2 separate regions of the Homo sapiens genome follow, and region 1 is linked to region 2. A link is an interaction called in ENCODE POLR2A ChIA-PET data of the cell type or tissue named here. Cell type or tissue: OCI-LY7. All regions are shown on one strand. Each heading gives the region's core, and the rest is flanking DNA. Links, peaks and the distances in the headings are about the cores only.

Region 1 (2,831 bases), core at 7-2,506, 160 kb before region 2:
AATCTGTGTAGATTTCCAGCTGAGTTAGAATTTTACCAAAATGATAGAATTCTACTAATTACTATGTTAAGTAAATCCTCATCCTCTCTGTAAATAGCATAGGTGGTAATTTACCCTTCTGTAGATGTATAAATTAAGCCACCAGGAGGTTAAGTAATTTGCTCAAGGCCACAGTGTGTGGTAGGTTAGAAATTGAATTTAAAAGCCTTGATGCCTAATTTTTTTTACATCAGATAATTTCTTTCCCACATTTAGATGTATAAATTAACTGATGTCTATACATAAAAAACTTCATCTATAAATAGTAGGCAATATTTGTAATAATTCATCTACCTAATTATCATAACATTGATATTGATGTAATATTAACAGTGCTGTGGTTCATCCCAGGAAGAGCTATTGAATGACTATTTTATCTTAATGATTTTCAAGAACAGCAGACCTCAGGGAGATGGACGAGTTTTAGGTCAAGAAACATTTACATTCCGAAACTTATTCAGGCATTTCAGCTTGTAAGAAAAAATTTAATTGAATTTTTCTTGTTAAGTTTTATTCTCCTCTTAGGCCTACTCTAGGCAAGAGTGTCCTGTGAGTGGCTTTTCTGGGCTATGCAGAATGCCTGGTAGTCTACTTTCTGACACTTGATGAGGTCTCAAGATTTGGGAGTTAGGTATATGAAACAAGTTTTCGCTCTTCTGTATTTTTTATTTTTATTTTTTTGAGACGGAGTTTTGCTCTTGTTTCCCAGGCTGGGGTGCAATGGTGCAATCTCTGCTCACTGCAACCTCCGCCTCCCAGGTTCAAACGATTCTCCTGCCTCAGCCTCCCCAGTAGCTGGGATTACAGGCACATGCCACCATGCCCCGCTAATTTTGTATTTTTAGTGGAGACGGGGTTTCTTCATGTTGGTCAGGCTGGTCTCGAACTCCCGACCTCAGGTGATCCGCCTGCTGCAGCCTCAAAAAGTGCTGGTTTACGCCTCTAATCTCAGCACTTGGGGATGCCAAGGAGGGTGGATAGCTTGAGTCAGGAGTTCGAGACCAGCCTGGTCAACATGGCAAAACCCTGTCTCTACAAAAAATACAAAAATTAGCTAGGCATGGTGGCCTGCACCTGTAGTCCCAGCTACTCTGGAGGCTGATGGGGAGGATCACTTGCGCCCAGGATGTCGAGGCTGCAGTGAGCTGTGATCATGCCACCACGCTCCAGCTTGCATGACACAGCGAGACTGTCTCAAAAAAGAAAAAAAGAAGTTGTGATTTATATATTATTTGTACTCAGATATCCTTAAACTCATTTGTCTTTTATTACAAACATTCGGGTGAGTAGTCAGAAGAAAATTATTATTATTATTATTAATATTTTTTTGAGACAGAGTCTCGCTCTGTTGCCTAGGCTGGGGTGCAGTGGGCCCATCTCGGCTCACTGCAAGCTCCGCCTCCTGGATTCATGCCATTCTTCTGCCTCAGCCTCCTGAGTAGCTGGGACTACAAGCGCCCGCCACCATGCCGGGCTAATTTTTGTATTTCGTATTTTTTTAAATTTTGTATTTTTAGTAGAGATGGGGTTCCTTCATGTTCTCCAGCCTAAATCATGACTTGTAAATAATAAGTTTGCAATGATTTTTCTTGAGACCATAGGCCCAGAATAGCAGTGTGTAAATATAATATCTCAGACCAAACAAAAAAGTTCCAAACACCAAACAAAGCAAAACTCACACAGGCACGATTTATTCCACATACAGGCATACCTCATTTTATTTCATTTCACTTTATTGTGCCTTTTTTTTTTCCTGTTTGACACGGAATCTTGCTCTGTCACCCACGCTGTAGTGTAGTGGTTTGATCTTGGCTTACTGTAACCTCCACCTCCTGGGTTCAAGCGATTCTACTGCCTCAGCCTCCCAAGCAGCTGGGATTACAGGCCTGTGCCACCAGGCCCAGCTAATTTTTGTATTTTTAGTAGACACGGTGTTTCACCATGTTAGCCAGGCTAGTCTCGAACTCCTGACCTCAGATGATCCACCTGCCTCAGCCTCCCAAAGTGCTGGGATTACAGGCGTGAGCCACCGCGCCTGGCTTGTGCCTTGTATTTTTTACAAATTGGAGGTTTGTGGCAACCTTGAGCTGAGTATATTGGCAAAGTATATTGAAAGTATACAAGGCAAAGTATATTGAAAATCTTCTGGCAAAGTATATTGAAAATCTTCTGGGAAGCATTCACCATTCTAGATGCCATTTAGAGCGTTAGTGATTCACAGGAGAACATCAACATTAACAGGAGTTTGGTTGGATAGGAGGAGGTTGGATTCCAACTCTCATGAATGACTTTGAAGGTTTCAAGATTCAGTGGAGGAAGTAGGCACCATTTTCCCAACAGTATACGCTCACTTTGCATTTCTATGTCAAATTTTGGTAATTCTTGCAATACATCAAATTTTTTCATTATTACTATATCTGTTATAGTGATCTTTGATCAGTGCTCTTTTGTGTTACTATTGTAATTGTTTTGGTACATCAGGAACCACACCCATATATGAGGGTAAGCTTAATCAATAAGTCTTGTAGGTGTTCTGACTGCTCCACTGACTGGCCTTTTCCTTCCACTCTCTCTTTAGGCCTCCTCATTCTCTGTGACACAACAATGTTGAAATTAGACCAGTTATAGCCGGGTGCAGTGGCTCACACCTATAATCCCAGCACTTTGGGAGGCCGAAGCAGGTGGATCACTTGACATCAGGAGTTTGAGACCAGCCTGGCCAACATGGTGAAACCCTGTCTGTACTAAAAATAAAAAAACTAGTTGGGCATGGTGGCATGCACATAGTTCCA
Region 2 (2,831 bases), core at 277-2,776:
TGGAATCTTGATCTGTGTAAGTAATGTGAGTTAAAGATTCATTATAAGCTCTTATCAAGTTAGGAGTTAAAAGTTTTATCATGGATGATAATTAACATTTTATGAAATTACATATTAGCATTAGGGGTTTTGTGACAAATGTTTTTGTTTTATAACATAAACACTTAAAGAAATTTGATAGATGGTAATTGTTTAAGCAAGAGTATACTTGTTGATTTAAAATGTTTCCGGAAATCTAGGTTATAAACTTAGAGGTGTTGCGAAAAGAAAATCTGATGTACCAGTTATTCAGCACACCTAAGTAGCAGTTCCTGAGTTTCTGCTACTGTCTTCACTTATCTCCACCTCATAATACAGAATTTGGGGGCATTTTGAAATTTCAGGGCACAGTAAACCTTAAACTGTCATACTGGATGGCCTTGCCAAAATGTTTACCTCTGTGAACAAGAAAGCTTTTTCTCATACAATGGAACTTAACAACATTTGTAGGATGCATGAGGAAACTTTTTCCATGAGTTGAATAGTGTTTTTTTTGGTAGGACCATCACTTGAGACTACTAACCATGTATGACAGAGCTCATATAAGATCAGTGTCAGTCCCAGTTTACATCTGTAGTACCCATGTCTGTCTGATTGATCATTTGTCCTCGATTTTTGTTTTTTAAAGGCAGTAACTATGTTATTAATATTTACCTCAAAGAAAGCAGGAATGGGTTTGAACATCCTGTTTTGTACTTTCAGCTTTTGCCATGGTCCCTTGCAGATGCTTGTGCAGTGACCAGGGTTCTCATTAAGGTGTATGATAAATAAATTTGAAAAGCAGCAATAACCTGACCCTTTTGGAGGCAATGTATCTGATGCCTTCCATTCAAGAATGGTAGGGAGGGTCCTTGTTGATAAAACAGATCATACAAGCATATGAAATTAGGGACAGCTCACTCCTTCTGGTCTCAGGTGATGGTCGGAAGTGGCCTCTTGAAGTAACAGCCTATTGAGCTATGGCCCATGCTGTGAAATTCATGAAGGCATCACCAATTGCTGGAGTCAGAGGGAAATGGGAATTTTAGCTTAGATGCTCTGTACAGAGAACAGAGGCTGAGCTGCCCTGCACCAGAGAATATCTAGAGATCTGATTGCTCTCCCTACAGTGGTATTGTCACTTATCATAAGTTATAAATCTAAAACTATTTTTACATTTTTAGTATTTGGTAACACTTTTAAATTTTTAATAACTCTCAAAACATCAAAAGTGCATTAAGACGTCAGATTAAGTAGTGCAATTTTTGACTCTTACAGATAATTAATACAAAATATTTGTGGACATTTACCACCCAATGGTGGGCAGGGGGAGCGCATGCTGAAACAATATTAGCATCTGCCTCAAAAATGAATCGTTATTTTAAGAAGATTATGTCTGAAGACCACAATTTAATAGGTAAGTCTGCAGAATGTGTCTACGTACACCACTGTGGAAAGCACAACACTTTATTTATACCAAATAACTACTCTTCTATATTAGTTTTGCTCCTTTTTGATTCTGTTTTCTAGTATACCTATGAAACAATACTGATTGTATATGTGTCAGCTCCATTAGCAGCACTTTGCAATCAGTTAAATGATAACAATTTTTAAAATAGTCTGCCATCAGATACTTAAAATAGAAAATTGTTTGTTTATTCCTATAATGGTTTGATATTTTCATCCAATTCATAGAAGTTAAAGAAAAACGTGGAAGTTCATTTTGTCAAAGCTGAAGCAACTGGCATTAACTATGAATGTTATCAAAAATCCAGTTAAAACAGTTAACACTGTTGATAAAATCATTTGTTTTTCATGGTAATATGCATATATATTTTGGTGGAGCACAGGGTTGTGGTAAAAGCAATGTTCTCATTAAATTAAAACTTGTACTCTGGGATTGGTTGTGATGCAATATTCTATACAATAGGAGCTGAAATTCTACCATTCAAAGTAGAAGTTGTAGTTATAAGAATTTACAAATATTTTAATATATAATTAGGAAACCACATTTTTTGTGATATAGCTAAGTTTTAATTTTAAAAAGTACTGTGGCATGATGGCATGTATTTCTTACTGTCTATTATCAAATGAATTTTAGGAATGTTTAAATCTGAAGAATTTCTTTGTAAATCATCTTAAGTCTAACTGTAATGGTAAAGAAATTTAAACAAGTGCTAAGTTTTTATTGCATTTTCATCAAATTAAGTTGAAAAATTTAATCAATGTAGTAATAAACATAGCTTCCAAAATCTCAGCATTTGAAACTTGTAACAAAGTATAATTACTGCAAAACCTTATGACATTGAACTTTTTCCAGTGACACAACTGAACAAATTAATTTATGATCTCAAATGTAGTATAAGATTTAAATTTGAAATTCTATAGCTGCATATTGCAGTATCATGACTTGTGAGAAGAATCTTTTGATGGAGCTTCTATTTTTAATTAGATAAATTTATGTTTTATGCCAGAATGGAACGAAACTGAGAAGGACTATAATTTTGCAGCATTCAAGTTTGGCAAAGCATTAAAAAGATTCATAAAGAGAGATGACTTATTTGATAAGATTTGTCTTGTAAAAATATTTGTTGAAGAAAAGGCCTTTGAAAAGCACTTTGTGAGGCAAAAGACAGTGCCTGTGAAAATGTTTGGATTTAAATAATCACTAGTACAGAAATTATCATTGATAATATTCTCTGTTTAGCAGAAATTACACTGAGTTTATCAAGCATCTTGGCACCTATCCAGAGAATTCTGTATTTAAAACCTGTGGTCTACAGAGAAGTATCCATTGCAGATGTCAATAATTT

What was found. ChIA-PET counts read pairs that join two places held together with the same protein. Peaks named below come from ENCODE experiments on the same cell type or tissue, not always from the same donor. Only the 100,000 strongest peaks of a DNase experiment are listed, where the experiment ranks them.
Region 1: POLR2A ChIA-PET joins it to region 2 with 11 read pairs; 2 of 35 experiments call an interaction of 5 or more read pairs at or near these places.

The regions. Positions count from the first base shown.
Region 1 is chr2:195,553,154-195,555,984 of GRCh38, reverse strand. No RefSeq gene overlaps it. Among named protein-coding and RNA genes, the nearest start is that of LINC01827, 20 kb to the left of the region's middle. In OCI-LY7, for the core only: no CTCF peak of the experiment used is centred there; no DNase peak of the experiment used is centred there.
Region 2 is chr2:195,397,970-195,400,800 of GRCh38, reverse strand. LOC105376755 (a long non-coding RNA gene) reads left to right here and starts at 1,297. Exons shown (of 4, transcript XR_007088699.1): 1 at 1,297-1,435. In OCI-LY7, for the core only: no CTCF peak of the experiment used is centred there; no DNase peak of the experiment used is centred there.